Regions from separate parts of the Homo sapiens genome. Here region 1 is linked to region 2. A link is a loop called in an ENCODE intact Hi-C map of the cell type or tissue named here. Cell type or tissue: GM12878. All regions are shown on one strand. Each heading gives the region's core, and the rest is flanking DNA. Links, peaks and the distances in the headings are about the cores only. Region 1 overlaps MRPS27 (mitochondrial ribosomal protein S27). Region 2 overlaps ZNF366 (zinc finger protein 366).

Region 1 (5,381 bases), core at 201-5,200, 180 kb before region 2:
AAACGGATTGAAAGCCAAACATGAACCTTGCTCAGAACAAGGAGAGTGTTCCACTGATTATAACTAGTTACCTATTTTTTCCTTTATCTTTAAACCCTGATATTATTTTCTTTATGTTCCAAACATGGGAACATATGGCTGAAAAAATGAAGACTCTGATGGCTAAAAAACTATTGCCCAGAACATAAACATCTAAATTTAGAGAACTCAGTCTTGCAACGATTTTTTCTACTTTGATTTAGCTCTGCTATGCAACAGTAAACCTATGATTCCTTTACCAACAAACTCTCCCTTCAAACCATAAAATCTCTGAGTATGCTCATTAACTATGGTCCAAATAAACAAATAAAAAGGATTATTCCAAACACAGATTCTATTCTAAAATAGAGACTCAGAGGCAAAAAAGAAAAAAAAAGCGTAGAAGACAATGCATGTTGTGAATATAATGAAAACCTCATAAAAGAAAGAGAGGAGAGTAAAAAGAGGGAGACTTTCTAAAAATGCCTAGCACTTCTGGACTTGACTTAGAAATCCATTAAGGGCATATAAAATGTGGTTCAAACACAGAACCTGAGCTTGAGAAACAGCTCTGATTGTTTGCTGTATGGCATAAACAGATGGCATAGCCCCTCTGGGACTTGGTTGCTCCATCTGCATAAATAGGATAAAGGCACTGGCCTCGAAGAGTATAAGGCACCAATGAGAAAATGTACATAAAAACTGTAAACCTTGAAGTACTACCTAAATAAATACCAGGTATTATGGCATACAGAAGTTTTACCCATCATGTAAGGGACGAAAAATGGCCTTTCCATTCTCCTCCAATATGCCAATTATGAGTCTATTAAATGTAACTTACGAACAGTAAAATTATTTCTCAACTAAAAGGCAGAAAGAAAGGACCAGGATTCAAAAGAAAGGTAATTTCTTTCCTCTCTCTCTTCCATATTTAACAATATTTTAAATTTTATGGTGCCATTAATTTCTGTAAAAAGTTTTCACAGCTAAAATCTCATTTTAGCATCCCATTATTCCCTGGGAGGAAGATGCAACCGTACCCATGCTGAAAATGAGAAAATTGAGAGGGATCTCATTGCCCAATGTCATGAAGTGAATTCATGTTAAAGACAAGCCCAGATATATTTGAAGCAGGCAACAGAAGAGAACCTAGATATCTGGGTTTGAATCTCAGTTTTTCCACGCTTACAAGCTGTGTGAACTTGGGAAAGTTATTAAACCATGTCTTACATAGACTGTTTATTGCATAGGGAGCAGTGAGAATTAAAAAAATAATGTATGTTAAGGAACTAATACATTCAAAACTGGCATAGAAGGTGCTCAGTAATGGTTACTATTCCTGATTCCTAACCTAACATTATTCTTCCACCCATCACTCTGCTGCAGTTTAACTTTAACATTAATATCCATTCTTTTACAGACTTTCTTGGCTACCAAAAACACTTCCAATACTAACGGGTAAATATCATTACTTTGAAGGATGTATCAACTTAAAAAAACTGATGGTATCATACAGCAGAATGTCATATCCTGGAAAAAATAAATCAGATACACAAAACTGATTACTGATATCAGAATCTGGTAAATGTATTAACTTTTATTTCAGCCAAAGAAATTTGCTATTACAGTATAAAATATCTATTAGTAACTATAAAAACTTACCATACTCTCAAAAATATTTCCTATGCAAACTATTTTTTATTTACACAGCCTCATCTACATGAAGGGCCTTTCTGGCTTTCTTCCTTGTTCTTGGAAAATATATATGTTAAAATTTTCTTACCCGTGATATTGTTAAAGAACTAACAGGCAACTTTCTCTCAAATGTTTTATCCATTAAAGATGCAAGATCAGCTGTGAAGACAAAAAAAGAAAAAAAACCTTGTTAAAGATACATATTTTTTTACAATTCTTGCCAGATGGCTGCCAACATGAAGTATTAAAAGAAACGTTCTTTCTTGCTTTTTAGAAATTATTTTTATATAAATTAAAGAGGAAAAAAGAATATTCTTTAAAACATTTTAAAAATGATTTAATTGGGTTGAGAATTATTTTAAAAAAACTTTTTACCATGTATTTAGCTTTTAAAAAAATGGATCAATTTGAAAACCTAGGAGATGCTATTCTGGACATCGGCCTTCAGAAAGAATTTATGACTAAGTCCTCAAAAGCAATTGCAACAAAAACAAAAATTGACAAGTGGGACCCTAATTAAACTAAAAACCATCAACAGGGTAAACAGACAATCTACAGAATGGGAGAAAATATTCACAAACTACGCATCCGACAAAGGTCTAACACCCAAAATCTGTACGGAACTTAAACAATTCAACAAGCAAAAACCAAATATCCCCATTAAAAAATGAGCAAAAGACATGAACAGATACTTCTCAAAAGACATACAAGCAGTCAACCAACATAGGAAAAAAATGCTCAACATCACTAACCATCAGAGAAATGCAAATAAAAACCACAATGAGATACCATCTCACACCAGTCAGAATGGCTATTATTAAAAAGTCAAAAAATAACAGATGCTGGCAAGGCTGCAGAGATAAGGAAATGCTTATACACTGTTGGTAAGAATGTAAATTAATTCAGCCACTGTGGAAAGCAGTTTGGAGATCTCTCAAATAACTTAAAACAGAGCTACCGAGACCATCCTGGCTAACAAGGTGAAACCCCGTCTCTACTAAAAATACAAAAAATTAGCCGGGCGCGGTGGCGGGCGCCTGTAGTCCCAGCTACTGGGGAGGCTGAGGCAGGAGAATGGCGTGAACCCGGGAAGCGGAGCTTGCAGTGAGCCGAGATTGCGCCACTGCAGTCCGCAGTCCGGCCTGGGAGACAGAGCGAGACTCCGTCTCAAAAAAAAAAACAAAAAAAAAAAAAACAGAGCTACCATTTGATTCAGCAATCCCATTATTAGGTACATACCGAAAATAAAATAAAACATTCTACCAAAAAGACATATGCACTCGATGTTCACCGCAGCACTACTCACCATAGCAAAGACATGGAATCAACCTAACAATGGTGAATTGGATACAGAAAATATGGTACATATACACCATGAAATACTACACAGCCATAAAAAAAAAAATGAAACCATGTCCTTTGCAGCAACATGGATGCAGCTGGAGGCCATTATCCTAAGTAAATTAACGCAGGAACAGAAAACCAAATACCACATGTTCTCATTTACAAGTGGGTGGTAAGCACTGGGTATACACGGACATAAATATGGGAACAGCAGACACTGGGGACTCCTAGAGGCAGGAGAGAGGGAAGGGGGCAAGGGCTGACAAACTACCTATGCTTAGTACCTGGATGATGGAATCACTTATACCCCAAACCTCAGTGCCATGCAATATACCCATGTAACAAACCTGCACATGTACTCCCTGAATCTAAAATGAAAGTGGAAATAAAGAAGTCCAATATAATTAGCTCATGAAAGAAAAAAATAAAAGAAAAAAAAAAAAGACCTGGGATGGGGAGGGGCGGGGAAAGGATCAATAAAATATTTCTGGAAGGAGACACAAGCAAGTGTATTTCCTGATAGGTTCCCCCCAAAAAAAGAAATTAGATGATGGGAGATCCAGGGAAGAAGACTCTTCATTGCTTACGCATTTATTCCTTTTGTATTTTGAAATATATTAGCTATATATCAGGTTATAGGTGTATATTAGCTATTCAAAACATTTAAAAATTGAAATTTATCAAGTGACTTTTATACCTACCCTGAACAAATCAGAGCAGCACTCTGGTTATCCTTAATGATTTTTGGCCTGAATGATTCCTATTTTGGTTCCTTCTAGCAGAACATCCATAGGAATATTTGGTATTTCTGAGATCACACTTTTATCTCAGAGTCTGAAAATATCTGAAATCCTAGGCAGCATACTCTCTAAAATGTTTACTTCACATCTTGTCATTGCTTTTCAAATTTACAATATCCTTTTTCCCCTTCTCCTCACTCTCAGCTCATGATTTTGTGTCTCATTTCACTGAGAAAACAGAAGCAATCCAAAGAGAACTTTATCCTTCTAGCATCATGTCTACCAGGTTACTAGCATCTGTGCCCATATTCTGTGTCCTCCATTCTGTTACAAAGGTTGAATGGTGTTAAACAAAAAAGCCCTCCCTTGCCCTCATATTTCCTACCATTATGGCTCCTTTTCTCTGCTCCTCTTAACAGCAAGACTGCTAAAAAGAGTCATCTTAGATACAGCTGTTACTACCTCCTGAGCTCCCAGTCTTCAACACATTCAACTGACACCAATAACCACTGCCACATTGTTAAAATCCAGTGGTTAATTTTCTGTTCTCATCTTACTTGACTTCTATCATTTGATACAGTTGACCATTCTATCCTTCACAAAATATTCTCTTTTTTCTCTCCTTCTTGTGTTCCTTTGCAGGATCTCCTCTTCTTGACTTCTAAACATTGGAGTGCCTCTAGGACTCTAGTAGACTGCAGACTTCCCTTCTCCATCTATGCTCGGTCCCTAGGTGATCTCATTCTCTGCCACGCCTTTAACCATTACCTACAGATGGTTGGCTCCACATGTACATACCTACCCTGTCTTCTCCCTTTAACTCCAGACTTGCATTTCCAATTACATAGGTGATATTTCCATCTGGGTGTCTAATAGGTATCTAAACATCACATGTTCTCTTATTTCCTCAACCTTCCACTTTCAATATGCTTTTCCTATCTCAGTAAATGACCACCACATTGGCTGGTTTACTGAGGCCAAAAATGTAGGCATCATCCTTGACCCCATTCTTTTCACACTCTATAACCAATTTGTCAATAAATCCTACAGGCTCTAGATTTGAAAAATAACTATATATTTCTCATCACCACTACTGCTAAGCCACCAGTATCTCTCATCTCCTGACCTTGTTTTAACTACTGTCCCCACCCTTATTATCTAATCTCCACCCAGCAGTCTGAGTGAGCATTTTAAAAGATAAATCAGCCAATCAGGATAAAAACCAATAAATGCTAATCTGTGTTGTTTTTCTGTCTCTTACACTAAAAATAAAATCCATATAATTACTAATATACACACTCTCAGTCCCTAGAACAGTTCCATAAAAGGCACCTAGTAAATACCTAAAGAAATGAATCAAAGGAAGAAAAGGAAGAAAGAAAAAAGCAATTGGGTTTCCAAGGTTTGTTTACTCCCTGGTGGAAGAAATTGGTATCAAGTAATAAGGACACACCAGAAATGATCAAGTAATAAGTATTTGTTGAAAACCTATTGTTGTGCATTTAACCATTTTTTCCTCTCTTTTTTCCCTGAGGGATTGATCTCAATGACTCAGTACCTACTGGGGGAAAACAACTTTAGAAC
Region 2 (5,381 bases), core at 310-5,309:
CTTCATATTGATTTTTTTCTATTGATTCTGCTCACTAAAATCATTCTTATAAAATATACATACTGATAAAATACATGCACTTATCTCCTTGTGTACATGTACAGATAGCCTAGCTCTAGAAGGAAATAGAAGAATCTGGTATTATCTGCTGTCTCTGGGGAAAAGGACTGTATGGCTGGAGGAGGAAGGTTTGGGAGTGAAGCAGCTGAGTTACCAATTTATGGAGGGGCCGTTCCCATCATAGTCTATGGGTGGGTGCCTCTGCAGCTGTTCAGTGCCTGGGTGGAAAGGAAACTTTTAATGGTATACTTTTGCAACTTATACTTCTATACACTGTAGATGACTTAGCTATTCAAACACTTGCATTAAAAATGTAAAAATTCATATTGGCTTTCAAACAGCAAACACTCAGACAAAATTAGACTTGGGATTCCCTTCCTTTTGAGCTCTGAAAAATTCTCTTGAGGCATTTTAATAGACTCCTTGATTTTTCTGCCCAAGGTCTTAAAAAAAATTTTTTTTTAAGAGACGGGGTCTCACTTTGTTGCCCAGGCTGGTCTTGAACTCCTGGCCTCAAGTGATCCTCCAGTCTTAGCCTCTGCCTAAGGTCTTTGGATGCTCCTGTCAGACTTCACCCAGGCTTTTTCTTTGGGCATACAGTTTTATGACCTAGGCTTGTATCATCAGGAAAATAAATACAAGCCACAGTAAAAACTCAGACTGTGAGGAACTGCCCTGCAGGTATTCACTCAGCAAACTGCTTCAAGTGTCTCTTCTGTGTCTGCACTATGCTGGGTGCCAGGAGGACAATGTCTTATAAACCAAAAACTAGGTTCAAGGAACTCACCATCTAGTGAAAGAAACTGACAACCAGATGTCGTGCAAAACATTTTAGGAGCTACTAGAGGAATATTGAACTGGTTGGTTGATTTACTGAACATGAGAGAACAAAAAGCAGAACTACATTTCCTTGACTAACATCAGAAACTATTTTCTTTCAAAATGTTCTTTTTTTGTGTGTTTTTATTTAATCATTAAAATGTCAGTTAAAACAACATGAAAAGGATGAAGGACTATCTTTGGATGTGAAGGATGAGAGAAAAAGTTTCCCCTTTCCCAACCAGTGCCACAGCCTTCCCTACCAGTGGGTTCTGTAGAACAGAGGAAGAATTTGGGGACTTGCAAAATTAGGCTGACCTTCAATTAACTGCATTAAGAAAGCCAGTAAGTATAAGTCCAAAAATGAACTGCAGTTAACCTTGAAATAAAGAAGAATCGGTTAGAAAGATTCATAGTAATTACAGAATTACACACTGCAAATATGATTAATCCAGTTTCTCCATTCCAGCCCTCCGAGTTTCTCCCTGGCTTCTTCCCCAGTGCTGAGAGGGCACTCTGGCGTGTCAAGGGTGAGCCCTGTAGATTTTGGCAATGTAAAGTCCTTCCCCGGGGCCCTAATGTAGTTGAGTTGCTTAAAAGCTGCTTTCAGGGTAAATGAAAAGTCCAGTCCTATTTGTACCACTGTAGAACCACACAATATCAAAGTGCAAATCATGCCCCAGCCCTCAGACAGAATCAGTCCCCCTTCCTCTCAACTCCCACAGACTATGCCCACACCCTCGAGGGAGCTTCCTCATGGGGTATTGCATAATCTAACCTCCCACAACACTGGGATCTCCTTGAAGCCAGGGACCATTTCCTAAACCTTTCTGCGTTGTCACTATCTTATACAATCACCAGTACTTAACATTTGTAAGTGATGGATTTTCAAATTGCTATAATTTGCTAGTCTTAAGAGAATTTTGTTCTGTTCTTTTACAATAAATAGTAGATAAAACTGCCTGGAATGTGGATATGAGGCTGGAGGAGGAGCAGCCATATTGGAACAATGAGGCAACAATGCTTCCTACCATGTATGGTCAAGAGGTAGAGGGAGATTGTCAGTGTGGAGCTCCTGTACCCACTTGGTGCTGGTCTTCTTGTTATTTGAGAAAATGAATCCTTTACTTGGTTAAGAAAATGTATTCAGAGTTCTGTGGCTTGCAGCGAAACACAATCCTTATCTGATATATAGAGCAAATCAAATGTCAATTCCTCTACCTGACTGTCAAAGTTCTCCATAATCAAGTCCAACTCTGTTCCCCTTCTCTCTAAAATCCTGTCAACTGCAGTCAGATCAGACTTTCACAATTAGCTACAAGAGGCATAATAATTCCTTCCTCGTTGCCTTTGTTTAGACTGATTGGCCATCCAGAAATGTTCTTTTCATTGACCCATTCCATTCTTCCCGGCTGAACTTAAGTTCAGCTTCTTCCCGGAAACCTTTGCTCCCTACTCAGTTATCTGTCTCTTGTTTCAAATCCTATGACATTAAACCCACTGATCCCCGGGTTAAATGTATGTTTTCCCCCTATATTGCACTCTGATTATTTTGTGTTTAGGTTTAGTGCTTAACCAGTGCTTAAGCTCCCTGCAGCCTAGGATTCATACTCTCTTCTGTCATTGCACCTTGCACTGTACTGGTCACCATGAAGATACTCAGTAGATATCCCTTGCTTGGTTGTGATCCTCTTACTATGCATTGCTATATCTGCCTTTGAAAAGAGGTTTGTCTGTGGCTTGAAGAGCACATGTGAATTTAGGTTGTATCTCCATCTGGCAAATTAATGTTGCCATTGGTTGCCAGTTCAGAATCAGAATGAATTAATTTGCCATGTGGAGAAATTTGCAGCAGCAAACATTATCATTATGGCTTATTTATTGCTGTGAGCACTATGTTGAATTTGCACATTGTTTAAAGAGCATTTGTTGGTACTGGAGATGAACCTTTAACCTCTTAAATCTATGTCTTTGGCCTCAAGAAGATGAGATCAGGAGTTTCTGACACTGTCTCAGAAGCACCACAAAGGCCAATTAAAAGGCTCAGAACTCTCAGGCTCCTGCACGGAGCTGGGGCAGCTAAGCCATCCTGAAAGTCTCCTTGGAGGGCTGTGGTTCTCCACTGCACACAAAGGAGAAAGGACAGGGGAGGGGGGAAAATGCCACTGTTGATTAAATCTGTGAGGGTTTAAGTATTCTTCCACTACATTGAAATAATCACAGGACTTATATCTTGGACAGGTTTGTATCTCTCTTTTGGGACTTAAACTGTGAAAATAAAAAAGGACATCAGAGTAAGGGAGGGAAAGTCCAAATTCAGAAAGGAAGGTTACTGTAATTTTTCAGTTTTCTATGTTAATTTTTTTAATAAGATTTCATCACATTCATAACCTTGCTTTCTTTTTCTTTGTCTCAAATGTACACCCATGCACACACACACACACACACACACAGACACACACACAAGCCATGTAAAGTAATCCAAGTTGCTTATTCTTTGTGTGTGCATTACATTAACAAAATAGGGGGTTCCCTTCAAAGATATAGTTCCCTTAGCAACCTTACTGGAATTTCCTTCTCTGTATGGAATCCTCCACATCTTTAACCACAGAATCCACTTACTATTTGGAATTCTAAGTCTGCCTTATTGAATAATAATTCCTAATTTAGGAATTACAATGACTCTTTATTTGGCATTTTAATCTCAATTTTTAAAAATTTAATTAGAAAGAAAGGAGGGGTAGCATAAAAGAATTGTTTCTCTTGAACTTTTCTGTCCAGGGTACAGATCTTGGGACAAACACCCACAGAAGCCTTTATAAAAGCCTATGAGGTGCTTTGGGAGCTTCTTTGAGGAGGCTCAATGTTGCTTACTGAGAACTCCACCCTGGAGTCTTGAGAAGAAAGGCCAGAGTTACCATCTTTGCTCTGACATGCAGGAGCTTATGAGCAGCAATCCTGAAGCCCGCAGCCTGAAGACCTTCCTGTAGGGCTCAGGGACCCAAAAGTGAGCAGAAAGCTGCCTTCACAGACTGGTCCCTGATGTATTTACTGCCCAACACAAGGAAGGCCCATGGTGGGTGGGAGAGAAGGGGGTCTTCTGCAAAGATCTTCCTTCTAAGGGAAGATGAAATGCCTTCCCTTAGAGGCTTGCTACCTCACTGGAGGAAACTCACTAAAGATCATAGGACCATAGATTTTCTAAGCTGGAAGGAACCTAAAAGGACTACAGAGGTAAGCCGCACTAAATTCTCTTAAACTTTCAGAGGCTTGGTTTCCACATTTATGAAACTCAACTGGTAATGCCTACCTTAGCAATTCATTCAATGAGACCATTATCTTGCAGAGGGCCTGTACAGAATAAGTGAGTTTTGATCTGCTTTTAGTACTATCAATATACAAGTCAGAAAACTGTATTCAATAGATGATGCTGATAATAGGATATCATGTTGGAGTGAGGTAGTCAAAGGAGTTCTGCTATTGATTTAATAGTAGGTAAAAGACAAAAAGACTGGAGCATTCTGAAACCAAATCACTGAGGGTAAGACATGCCCTCTAAGGTGGCTTCCAGCAACAGTGGTTGATTTGGGCTGATCTGCCCAATCAGAGGCTCTCATTGTCCATCAGCCCGTAAAATCTGGCCTCGGGGAACACGGTGACACCATGCCGTCATGAACAAGGAGCAGGATCTGTCTGACTGCAGCCCTGTTGTAGCACTGAGCTCACCACGTGTAAAGAAGCAAAGTATGACCCCATAACAATGATGCCCTGACCACTCTAAAGTTACAAATCTCTGCATCCCTGGCTGTCTCTTTCACAGCCTCAAGTTTTATTTTCCTGGTAGCACCATAAAAAAATTTCTTGGTCATTCATATGTTTATTATCTGACTTGCCCCACTAGATCCTAAGTTTCATAAGACCAGGTACCTGGCCTGTGTTCACTGTTGTATGTCTCTAGAAGAATGGCTGGTACATGGTAGGTCAGCACACGAGAATCACTTTGGAAGTTTTAAACATACAATGCCCCCTCCCTTAAAAAATGCAAACCTAGGCTCTTTCTTAGACCAAAATCACCTCAGGATCTCTTGGGTGGGAGTCAGGCATCGATGTTTTTTAAGAGCTCTGTATTGTAGGTGATTCTCATGGCCATCCTAGGCTGAAAAGTACTGTAGGGAGTACTCAGTGAATCTCTGTTCGATGTAAATGGAAGTCTCTACAATAAGGGAAGTGTGAATGGACATGGTGAGTGGGTGAGCATGGCAGCAGAGACATTCTGCTGGAAAAAGCCCTATGACTTGCAGTCATCCCTCCCTTTCCACCACCCACCCAGGATACTAATGGTGGGGTGTTGGAGGTGTGGAGAAAATTTTTCTGTATGTCAAGATTGAGTTGATGAGGCACAGCCATGGCAATGGCCATCTGGGGTCCAGGTAATCACAAAGGAAAAGTCCTGAACAGGTTATGCTCTCCCCTGGCAGCAGTGGGGAGTGCTCACAGGTGCA

Evidence for each region. Hi-C counts contacts between places; a loop is a spot of excess contacts. Peaks named below come from ENCODE experiments on the same cell type or tissue, not always from the same donor. Only the 100,000 strongest peaks of a DNase experiment are listed, where the experiment ranks them.
Region 1: it touches region 2 in a loop (4-fold over the local background); 1 of 110 quality-filtered maps calls a loop at or near these places.

What each region holds. Positions count from the first base shown.
Region 1 is chr5:72,295,831-72,301,211 of GRCh38, forward strand. MRPS27 (mitochondrial ribosomal protein S27) reads right to left here. Exons shown (of 11, transcript NM_015084.3): 3 at 1,802-1,872. Among named protein-coding and RNA genes, the nearest start is that of MRPS27, 22 kb to the right of the region's middle. In GM12878, for the core only: a CTCF peak has its summit at 3,257; a DNase peak (open chromatin) is centred at 2,399; H3K4me3 peaks cover 2,585 bases; H3K27ac peaks cover 4,307 bases.
Region 2 is chr5:72,471,345-72,476,725 of GRCh38, forward strand. All of the region lies in intron 1 of ZNF366 (zinc finger protein 366), which reads right to left. Among named protein-coding and RNA genes, the nearest start is that of ZNF366, 33 kb to the right of the region's middle. In GM12878, for the core only: no CTCF peak of the experiment used is centred there; DNase peaks (open chromatin) are centred at 909 and 2,917; H3K27ac peaks cover 4,594 bases.